2 separate regions of the Homo sapiens genome follow, and region 1 is linked to region 2. Evidence: chromatin contacts called from ENCODE Hi-C or POLR2A ChIA-PET data. All regions are on one chromosome and are shown on one strand. The core of a region is the stretch at or near the end of the contact, and the rest is flanking DNA. Distances in the headings are between cores, read along the strand shown. Region 1 overlaps LOC124900690 (a long non-coding RNA gene). Region 2 holds the start of LINC02357 (long intergenic non-protein coding RNA 2357).

Region 1 (6,107 bases), core at 680-3,179, 150 kb after region 2:
TTGCGAGCAACCTAGGCAACATGGCAAAACCCCATCTCTACAAAATAAATACAAAAATTAGCTGGGTGTGGTGGTGCACACCTGCAGTCCCGGCTACTTGGCAGGCTGAGGTGAGAGAATTGCCTGAGCCCAGGAAGTTGAGGCTACAGTGAGCCATGACTGCACCACTGCACTCCAGCCTGGGCAACAGAGTAAGACACTGTCTTAGTCAATCAGTCAAGGAGGATCATGACCAGGTGTGTCTTTGAAAAAAATTACACATGTGCTTTGTGGAGAATGGATGTGAAAGGGGAAAACTGAGGGTAGACAAGTCAGATAAGGTGCTCTTTGAGATTCTAGGCAAAACATGGAGGTGGTTTGGACTAGATGGCTGGCAGAGGTAGAGTGGAATGGGTAGGTCAGAACCACCAAATGTTACTGAACCTTGTCTCTCCCAACCAGAGATTTAATTACTCACATTGACAAAGGCAATATGTAAAGACCATGCCTTAATGTGGCCTGGTAAAACCATGTCAAAAGGGACTCAAACTTTATCAATTATTCTGAAAGGCTGCAAGATGATTTTTTAGGAGGATAAATGAAAGCTTATACTGATGGGTGCTGAACTCACCCTGAAAATGCCCCTTCCTTTTCCATTCAGCTGTGTGCTCCTGTGGCATTGAAGAGCAGCACCAGTGTCATGTGGAGGTTTTAATGGCCTCTGCTTGGAATATGTGGATGTGAGGTTGCTGCAAGTATTCTCATTCTGGTATTTTTATGGCCTGAGCTATTTTAGCCAGGAGGATGCAAGCAGACCCCGAAAGCCCAATTACGTTTCTAGAATCTGAATGCCCAGCAACTTGGAAGGTCATGAGAAGCAGCTACCCCAGGGTTCAGAACTGTGAAGCGGCCTCCTGATTTGAAGGTAGAACATTGCCTCTTGGCAGCGCTGTTTGCACTCAATATAAAACCCAAAGTGGGTGGAAATGCTGCCCAGTTGGAAAAAAACAACAAAAATGCAAACCGAGTATTTGGAATTTTTATCCAATTCCTTCCACTATGACAAAAAAACTTCTAAATTCCCTCCCAAGATCCAACCTGCTATGTAGCTGGGGCTGTCTTCAGAGTCAGACCTGGGTTTGGACAGTCCCTGCGAAACAGGTCTTTAGATCTCTGTAGCTCCTACAGGGCTTCGCAAGTGCCAGAGACATAGACGTGTTCAGTAAACACTCGTGGATAAGAAGCTCTGCGCTCAAAGGTTTTGGAAAGAGAGAGGAAAAACAAAACAGACCGGGGCATTTCCACCTTATTAAAATGCAGCAGGACCGTCTTGCTAGGAGCAATGTTGATTTTCCACGAGCCCCGCACAGGGAACAAGAAGATCCAAGTCCCACTTCACATTGTTTCTCATTGTGTGACCTTGAGCAAACCCAGGGCCACAGTTTTGTCTTTGTTCATGTGAGGATCTGGGTTGGGAGACCCTATGCGAAGGCAATCAGGGTGCCGTTATCCACCCAGCTGTCGCCGGTGGGTACGTGCAAACACAGACTCTCTGTTGTTGATGGGGAAATAATCAGAGACAGATTCTCAGTGATGTAACCAAGAGAACCGAGCAGATGACTATAAAGACAGAAGTGAAAGTCCATTCCAGAACCGTGGCCGCCTGAGGAAACTCCCCAGGAGACACCCTGATGGGCACTGAGGAGCAAAATGCATGGTCCTGCTCACATCCCATCCCCTCTACCCCCCGAAGGGTACCTAATCCCCAAAGCACTAAAGTGTGAACATTCCTACCAGGACGTACTCATGGGTCAGACAGGGTCACAGCTCTGGAGCCTGCCATTCTACTGGTTCCTAGTTGGTCCTCTTGCCACACTGTTGTTATTACTGTTGTGGCTGTGGCTGTCGCTGTTGCTGTCTGTGCCAGGCGTGCAAATCCCCAAGGGCTGGGCCTTTCTTTTCTCCTGCCATACCCCCTCGGCCTCGCCACTGTGGTCCCCAGCCTGGTCTCTGCACACAGCAGGCATTCAATAACCACTCGCTGTTTAACCCTCATCATGGCAGGAAAATAAGCCGTGGCTGGGTGCTCAGAGCCTGGAATAGCATGTATGGGGGTGGGGCAGGGAGGGCACAGAGCCACGTGGAGCCAGGGCCCTAACGAGAAACAGGCCTCAGCACTGAGGAGAAATTGATTACCCTGCCTCTCAGTACCAGGCCTTCTCTCCAGAGCTCCTGCAAGAGACACAGACCTAGGGTGGAGGCCCCAGCCTGAGCCTCTTCAGGGCTATCCAGCCCCTAGTCCCCAGCATGGAAGCTAATGAGTGTATTTATAACCCACCTTGTCCCAAAAAGAATTACAAGCATTTTTCAAAAAGGGAAGCAATACCGTAAGAGGAAGTAAATTTAGAAGAAAAAAAATGAGTCAAAGGGAAATAAGGGCAGGATTGTTTTATGGTGGAAATTCAGGTTTGGGGTCAGATGGAGGGAGAACCAGTTCTGGACCCTTCGTTATGTCACCAGAGGAAGCTCTGCCCACCAGCCTACCAGCCACGAGTCTTATTGGGGGTGGCAAGGTTACCTGGGGATGATGATGTTTGTTGTTTTCTTAACCTCAAGCATGGTGATTGTGACAAGGATCAGGGCGGAATACTTGGAAAACATGGATCAGGACAGAAATACTTTGTGAATCAAGGAAAATATGTTGGTGCTATCTCCTGTCACTGAGGAATGGGATGGTTAAGCCTCCAGGCACTGGGGTAGAGGGATAAGAGTTCAAGTTCCAGTTCTGTAGCTGACTAGCTGCTTCTAACCTTCATTATTTAACTTCTCTAAGCTTCAGCTATACAAGAACTGAGTCGAGCATCCGAAGTCCCTATGAATAAAAAGTGAACGTGAACTCTTTGTGTAGCAAAGGCTGTCATAAGCATTTCCATATCTGAACCCCTTTAATACTGTTAAAAACCCCTGAGGTAGGTGGGTGCTGATATCATCCATATTTTGCAGACAAAGAAACAGGTTAAAATGACTAAATCCAAGTCACATTAACTGGTATATGGCAGAGTCAGGTTTTTTTTGTTGTTGTTGTTGTTTTTTTTTGAGACGGAGTCTCACTCTGTCACGCAGGCTGGAGTGCAGTGGCACAATCTCGGCTCACTGCAAGCTCCACCTGCCGGGTTCATGCCATTCTCCTGCCTCAGCCTCCCAAGTAGCTGGGACCACAGGCACCCACCACCACGCCCAACTAATTTTTTTTTTTTTTGTATTTTTAGTAGAGACGGGGTTTCACTATGTTAGCCAGGATGGTCTCTATCTGGTGACCTCGTGATCAGCCCGCCTTGGCCTCCCGAAGTGCTGGGATTACAGGCGTGAGCCACCCTGCCCAGCCAGAGCCAGGGTTTAAAGCAAGGGACTCTTCTTCAGAGTTTGTGCTCTGAGCCACTACTTTACACTATGTACATGCTCAGTAAATGATAGCTACTACTATAATAGGCAGGGCTAGTTAATATGCAGATGAGCTGTAGTAATATTTAGTTGACTACCTGGAGCATAGAAATTTATATTGTACCTGCAAAGATGTATGTGTGCATTTTGAACTTGGATAGTTTCTGCCTGATTGCACCTCAAAAAGCTATTGCAATAGTCATTCTCCCTAGCAATGTCTGAGACCTAGGTTTCAAAGGCACCAAAATGTATCTTATACTGCAACATAAAATTTGTTTAATTTACCAAATACCTACTGGGCTCCTACAATGGGCCAGGCATCATTGTAGGCACTTGGGGTATATTAGTGAACAAAAAGGACAAAAATCCATGCCCGGACAGAGTTTATATGTTTGGTGGGTTTCGGTTACTTTGTTGCAAAACAGGTCTTGAACTCCGGTCACAGCATCGCTTGCCTCTCCCTGGGTCCCACTCATAAAGAATTTAGAACTGAAGGATTCAGACTGAACAATCATTCCCTGAGCTCTGAAGGGCTAAGTGTCCATTATGTCACAGAGCCTCCAAGCTCTTCTCATAGGAATACTGCTAGTATAATCATCCCTATCTCCACAGATGAGGAACCAGAGGCTCGAAGAGTTAAGGTGTTTGTTCCAGATGACCCACCCAGGGCTAAGGGACAGAGCCAGGAGCTGCGCTCCCCTGGCCTGAGGTCCAGGATTTATTTCACTGCACCGCAGTGGTGAGATCACTATGAGGAAATTCATCTGGGGCCCAAACACATATTTTGGCCCTTAATCCTATAGCATCTACTGATTGCATCATCCATTTGGAACTCAGAATATGTTTGCCCTGATTCTTATTTTTGTGTGTATACGTACTCATTAATGTATAACTAGGACAAATATTATTAAAATATTAATATCCACAATCTTCCCCTTCTTCTTAAATAGTTTTTTGTTTTGTTTTGTTTGAGACGGAGTCTCGTTCCGTCGCCCAGGCTGGAGTGCGGTGGCGCGATCTCGGCTCACTGCAACCTCCGCCTCCTGGGTTCACGCCATTCTCCTGCCTCAGCCTCCCAAGTAGCTGGGACTACAGGCGCCCGCCACCACGCCCGGCTAATTTTTTGTATTTTTAGTAGAGACGGGGTTTCACCGTGTTAGCCAGGATGGTCTCCATCTCCTGACCTCGTGATCCACCCGCCTCCGCCTCTCAAAGTGCTGGGATTACAGGCAGGAGCCACCGTGCCCGGCCTTAAATAGATCTTAAAGGGGAAGAATTCTAGTTTGCTGGGTCCATTTCTAGACTACTGTTTGTTCAGGGGAATCCTGTTAAGGGACCAACAGAGATAACTCAAGAGTGCAGAAAGGCTATAATGATCTTTGGAATATGATCTTCAGAATAAAGACCAGCATAGGTATAGAATGAGAGAGACGGCGAGACCCTTGGGCTAGATGTCTGGACAGAATGTTGAGATTTGAAAAGTGAGAGTAGGAGAGAAAGAGAGCATTTTGGAAGAAACAATACTTACAAAGAGTAGAATACTAAAAAGAGCACCCAGTTGGTTCTCAGTGTTTGCTGATTGAGTAGACGAGTATGTTCAATAGATCGGTAGGATGACCATAGTTAACAATAATCCGTTGTACATTTCAAAATAGCTAGACGAGAATAATTCAAATGTTCCTCGCATAAAGATAAATACTTAAGGCTGGGTGCGGTGACTCATGCCAGTGCAATGCTGTGTCCCCACTCCCAATGTGCGGCCCAGCGCTGAACGAATTCAATCCAGAGACTGGCAGGGCGGTGAGAGGGATGGGGGGAGGGCAGGAGTGAGGAGACGAACTGAGAGGTGCTAATGGGTAGCAATTTCTAGAGACACCTCCGGTTTATGGGTGTCACTCTCCACTTTGACGAGGGGCCCTAGAGTGTGTGATCTGCAACCTTGTTTTGATGACACTCCAGTGTGTCTCCTATCTCCTATCTCAGGACATGTTGTAAAATCTCAGAAATGTTCTTGCCTTGCAGCAAAATCGTTCACTTCTAGATAGGTAGTTGGGTATTTAAAAGCACATTTCAGGCCGGGCACGGTGGCTCATGCCTGTAATCCCAGCACTCTGGGAGGCCGAGGCATGTGGATCACCTGAGGTCAGGAGTTCGAGACCAGCCTGGCCAACATGGTGAAAATCCGTCTGTACTAAAAATACAAAAAATTAGTTGGGCGTGGTGGCGGCCGCCTATAATCCCAGCTACTCAGGAGGCTGAGGCAGGAGAATGGCTTGAACCTGGGAGGTGGAGGTTGAAGTGAGCCAAGATGGCGCCACTGCACTCTAGCTTGGGCGACAGAGTGAAACTCAATCTCAAAAAAAAAAAAAAAAAAAAGATAAATATTTAAGGTGATGAGTTTTCCAGTTATCCTGATTTGATTTTTATACATTATATAAATGTATCAAATTATCATATGTACCCTGAAAATATATATACCTATTATGTACTCTGAAATATATATATATATATATATATATACCTATTATGTATCAACAAAAGGAAAGAAAGAAAAAGAACAGATGAACAAACAAGTGAATGAATAAATGAATGGATGAATGTAAAGCTGCCATCATTATGGAGGCTACAAAAGGGGCAGAGGAAAGGAGGAGCATTTGTAAGCGGTTTTACAGTGCATAAAACATATA
Region 2 (5,657 bases), core at 926-3,425:
GACCATGAACTCACTTTAATTTACAAAATAAGTAATTCACACAAAACCATTGATGTCTTCTCCATTGTTAGAAGTAGACTATAGGCTTGGAAGTCAGACAATCTCAGATTCCCATTCTGACCCCCTCACTTATAGGCTGTGTGGCGCTGGGTGAGTTACTTACCCTCTTTGAGTCTTAGCATTCTCATCTGCAGAATGGGTATGATAATAGAACTCCTATGCTGGAGGGTCCGTTAGGATTGGATCTGATTATGCAAACTAAATGCTTGGCAATGTGCCTGCTAATGGTAAATACTCAGTAGGTGATAACTGCCTTATTATGAATATTTTCTTATTCTTGTCATTAGCAATATGCCTCACGGCCGATGGGAGCACACCTGTGGGTAATAACACCGTGGCTGCCTCTTAGCCTATTAGAGAAAGGAAAACCATTTACTCCTAATTGGTTCACCTTTGTCCTTGAAAGTCATCATGCTGTGTTTTTTTTTTTTTTTAAAACATGCTGTAATTGAAAATTCAGTCTAATTCACCCAGCCCTCCCCTCCGTTCCCAATCAGTGGGACTTTTGCTGGATAGGGAACTGGGTTGTTCATAGGTTCTAAGCCAAAACCCAGCTTTAATTTCCTATTATAGGCCTGTCCTTTTTAAGATATGCTGGATGAAAACAACATCAGTGGTGGGGCAGAAGGAGCTAGGAATGGCCTCCTGTGCATTGACAGGGGAAGTATTCAGTCCCGTAACAATCTTTCAGCAGCCCACATACCTGGGCTCCATGTGGCTTGTACTCTCTGCCTCTCCAAGAAGCTGTTTCTCTTCACCACCCGTAGGGGGCAGAAATACCTTGATTAGGGCCCCCTCTAACAGTGTTTCCATCTGAATAAATGGGAATGCTGCCCGCTCAACCCTACAAGAATTTAATTAGTTTGGTTGTTGGCAGGTCCCCCAAAGATGAAAAGAGCAAGAGATTCCACTGTCTCATCCAAGCCAGTGTCCTCTCCGGCCCAGACCCAGTCAAGAGCCCCCTAACTAGTCCTGCTAAGTAAGCCCACTCTGACCCCGCCAGCACATTCTATGATAGAGAGATCCATTTAAAAATGCAATCTCATTCCATCACTTCCCTTGTCAAGCATTCTCAATCGCTTTCTCAATCAATGCTAGGACTCAGATTTTAGCCCCCAGGGCCCACGTCTGGCTTCTGCTGGCTCGTCCAGCCTCATCCAGGCCCTTTCTGCCTTTCTGTGCCCAGTCACACCAGGGCTTAGGCAGTCCTTTGAGTGTGGGGAGCTCCTGCCCACCTCTGCCTAGCTGGCATCTTTGCTGGGAGACCATATCTTCCTTCCCCACCTCCCACCTGTACTCAACTTTGCTCCTATGTTCTCAAGGTTTCTTATTTTTCTCCCCTGTGGGCTTACCCCTGCCTCCCCCAGTGGGATATCAGCTCCATGAGGGCAAGAACTGTGTTTTATTTACCTCTTCATTCCCAGTACTGACCACGGTGCCTGAGCGGCATGTAATAGAGAGTTGACAAACTTTTTAAAAATGACAATCTTTTTTTTTTTTTTTTTTTTTGAGACAGAGTTTCGCTCTTGTTGCCCAGGCTAGAGTGCAATGGCATGATCTCGGCTCACCACAACTTCCGCCTCCTGGGTTCAAGCAATTCTCCTGCCTCAGCCTTCCGAGTAGCTGGGATTACAGGCATGCACTACCACGCCCGGCTAATTTTGTATTTTAGTAGAGACTGGGATTCCTCCATGTTGGTCAGGCTGGTCTCGAACTCCCGACCTCAGGTGATCCGCCCGCCTTAGCCAAAATGCTGGGATTACAAGTGTGAGCCACCACACCCAGCCTCAAAAATGGCAATCTTTTATTATATTGGAATTGCACATGAAGAGCTCTGTTTTTGCCAAGGGAGATGGAGTGGAAGTTGGTTTATCCATTTGATTGCTGTAGACTCAATTATTCAAAGGGCAAATGCAGATCTGCCTATTCCTTCAGAATATTATGCTGTCAGGAGTTATTTCCCTTAATCTTAATGTTCCCTTTATGTCCTTCAAACTCCTTCTCAATTAGAAGATGCTGTTTATTACTTCCTTATCCATGAAGCCTCAGGCTTCTTTGGTGGTTATTATGTCACAGAGAGGAATCTTGTCAAAATCAAATGGAATGGAGGCAATCGGGGGAAAACGATTTTATTTTTCATCTGATTACCATCATTTTCTCTCTCTCTCTCGGGTCTAAGAGTGGGATGGATGTAGGAAGAGGAAGGAGTTGTCCTAATATGGGTTACTGAAATGTTATTGGCCCATGTTAAATACAGAAATGGAGGGTTTAGAAATGTTTAAGGTGATTTTACTTTGCCACAGTGTCCAAGCACCTGATCAATGATCCTGTCTTGATGAAGAGGGCAGTGGTGAGCATTTGGGGTGCTGTTGAATTTGTGTGGTGGCTCACACACACTAGGACCACATATCCTCCCTCAAAATTTTGGAAATTTTAAAAAACTCATCCTTAACTGCAGAGAGTTTATAAAATATGTTGTCAAAGATAACATAGCCCTAGTCACATGGTAAGGAAAAGCCAACATTCAAGAAATGCTTGGAAACTGAGAAATGTTAAAGGCAGGAGTACAAAGGAGGTGAAGAGAATGGTCACTGTAGGTTGAGGTGAAACAGGAAGTCGATCCTTGGAGATGAATCCTCAGAGGGTCTTGAAAAAAAAAGTTGGCAAATATTAAGGGGTAGAAGGATGTTTCAAGAGAGAGGAAGCCGTGAGCGAAGGCATGGAGGCCTATGCAGAAGATGTGAAGGCCATGCACATTATTTGCTGATTGAAATAGAAAGGTCAAGAGTCTGGGTTCTACCATTTGGCAACCGTCCTAATGATAATTGATTCAAGTAAGAACACTAATGGATGCTAAGGAGTGGGCAAGTTTGAGAAATAACAGACTATTTAGATAGTCTCAAAGTATCCGCCCTCCAGATTCTTAATGACAAAGCAAAACTAATAACCCTCCAATGATAAAACCTAGCAGATACCACCTTAACTAACTGATCAGTTAGTGTTACAAGAGATGAGAAAAATCCACAGCATTTGCCTCCTGATGTGATGCACTGGGGAAAACACAACAACACAACATCATATTTGTGTTATTCCTGCAAAAAAAAAATAGCATAACCTAAATCTACTCATGAGGAAACATCACGCAAATGTCACTTGAAAAACATTCTACAAAATAGCTGGTCCGTATTCTTCAAAAATGTCAATATCATGAAAGACAAAGATTGAGGAAGTGTTGCAGATTAAAGGAGACTGCAGACACGTGACAACTGAATGCAATGCATGATGTGGGATTATCTTTTGCTTTAAAGCAAAATGCTGTTCTTTAAAGGACAGTATTGGGACAATTGGTGAAATCTGAATAAGGCCTGTTTACTAGATAAAGGTATTGTATCAATGTTAATTTCCTGAATTTTGTCATTGTACATTCAGAGAATGTTCTTATTTTTAGGAAATACACACTGAAATATGTAAAGGGACATTGTGTCTCAAACAGTTCAGAAAAAATATAATACTAGTGAGGATGCAGATGTGGAGATAGATCGAGATACAGGATAAAGCAAAGTGATAAAATGTTAACATTGGGGGAATCTGGGTGAAAAGTATGTAGGCCTATGAGAATTATTTTTATTATTCATGTAACTTTTCTGTGAGTCTAAAATTGTATCAAAGTTTAAAGTTAGGCTGGGTGTGGTGGCTTATGCCTATAATCCCAGCACTTTGGGAGGCTGAGGCAGGCAGATCATTTGAGGTCAGGAGTTCGAGACCAGCCTGGTCACCATGGTGAAACCCCATCTACTAAAAATACAAAAATTAGCCAGGCATGGTGGCATGTGTCTGTAATCTCAGCTACTTGGGAGGCTGAGGCACGAGAATCGCTTGAACTTGGGAGACAGAGGTTGCAGTGAGCCGAGATCGTGCCACTGCACTGCAGCCTGTCTCTAATAATAATAATAATAATAATAATAGTAAGTTAAAGGAAGAGAAGAGAGCCATTAGGCTCTGGTCCCTTCTTTGCTCTGTATAAATGTGTAATTTTGGCTAAGTCTCTGCACCCCTGGGTCTCCTCCTGCCCTTCCAGTTGGAGGCCTCGTGGCTTGCCTTTCTTGTTCTGCCTCCTCCCAGCTAATTTCCAGATTGACACCTTGTCTCCTCTTCCTGAGTCAATGTTTCTTTCGCACTGCGCCCTGATAGCTGATCTCTTTGGCTTAATGCCCCTTGAGATCTGGGCCACCATGGAGGTTTTTGTCCAGCATCCAGGACATTTTTTGCCGACTTGGGCTTGTACTCCAAACACATCAAGGTAATTCACATTTATTGAAGTCCTACTCTGTGCCAGCACTGCTCTTGATCTTTTCAATAACCTAAAAGGTAACTTCTCCAATGTGTGTGGTCTACTCTCACTATTATCTCCACACAAATTTCAGTGGCTCCAAAGCCCTACTTCCTTGATCAGAGAAAGTTCAATATTTAGTGGATCATACCTTCATATGAGAAAACTCAGGACCACCTAAACACGGATCCTACTTGGTTGTCCACTTATAGCTATGGATCACAGAGCTAGGATTTTTGGCTTCAAGTCCTCAATGTTCTATTGAAGGGGTCACTCAGGGTTCCAGCTGTCTCCATTTCTTGGGTACCATCAGAGCTGAACCTCAAAGCTAGATATCTTGTCACCTGTGAAATAAAGAGGAAAATGCAGGCCTGGTGTGGTGGCTCATGCCTATAATCCCAGCACTTTGGGAGGCCAAAGAGGGAAGATCGCATGAGGTCAGGAGTTCGAGAACAGCCTGGCCAACATGGTGAAACCCCGTCTCTACTAAATATACAAAAATTAGCCAGGTGTGGTGGCAGACGCCTGTAATCCCAGCTACTTGGGAGGCTGAGGCAGGAAAACCAATTGGACCCTGGTGGCTGAGGCTTCAGTGAGCCAAGATGATGCCATTGAGCTCCAGCCTGGGTGACAGAGTGAGACCCTGTCTCAAAAAAAAAAAAAAAAGAGGAAAGTGCTCTTTTCATGTTACAATCAGTTGCAGTCGATGTGAGGGGGTCCCACAACCAGTTCCAGAATTCTAGTGCAATGGCATTTATGGCAAACCTGTTTAAATTCTGGGTAAGGCTGAGATCCAGTACCAGCCACATTATAGTACCAGGGCCATTCTGCCTCCTGAACACTCAGGCCTGGCTTTGGAGCCCACCTCCCCACACAGGACCATTTCCTCAGTGTGAGTTCTTTCCCAACCCTTGTTGACTCTGTCTGCAAACTAAATTTTTAATATATCTGAGACAGAGATTGTGGACTTAAGTCAATATGTAAAGGGTATTGCCTATTGCCATGGGCCACCAGGAAACCCTGGGCCAGATCCTGCCTCATCAAGAGACCCTGTTGACACTGGAGGCTCAGAGAAGTTACCCATTTGAGGCTGGGGGTCCCGCAAGTCATAAGTGGTGGGGTCAAGATTTGAACTCATATCTCTGGGGCTCTTTCCAGTCCACTGTCTTGTTTTCTCCTCAAAGTGCAGCAAAGACAACAATTAGGTAAATGGAGGCCTTCCTACTTGAGGCTTTGTTAGCAAATTGAGGTTTTTCTGGCCTGGCCT

The links. Hi-C counts contacts between places; a loop is a spot of excess contacts on that map. ChIA-PET counts read pairs that join two places held with the same protein, here RNA polymerase II (POLR2A). Pooled maps may share reads with other maps.
Region 1: a pooled map shows a loop between it and region 2 (2.1-fold over the local background). The contact joins the enhancer-like site here to the promoter of LINC02357 in region 2. A Hi-C loop is called at or near these places in 1 of 168 maps with a recorded cell type or tissue (CD14-positive monocyte) and 3 of 50 pooled maps. POLR2A ChIA-PET finds 5 or more read pairs at or near these places in 1 of 52 experiments (activated T-cell).

Annotation. Positions count from the first base shown.
Region 1 is chr4:26,216,719-26,222,825 of GRCh38, forward strand. All of the region lies in intron 1 of LOC124900690 (a long non-coding RNA gene), which reads right to left. It also overlaps a transcript of RBPJ not described here. Among named protein-coding and RNA genes, the nearest start is that of RBPJ, 100 kb to the right of the region's middle. RefSeq lists an enhancer at 1,452-1,511. Within about 2 kb of position 1,930, at least 7 of the 41 ENCODE cell types and tissues checked have a DNase peak (open chromatin) inside an H3K27ac peak, as active enhancers do; they include CD14-positive monocyte, where a contact is called at or near this core.
Region 2 is chr4:26,068,579-26,074,235 of GRCh38, forward strand. LINC02357 (long intergenic non-protein coding RNA 2357) reads left to right here and starts at 2,176. Exons shown (of 3, transcript XR_925506.3): 1 at 2,176-3,442.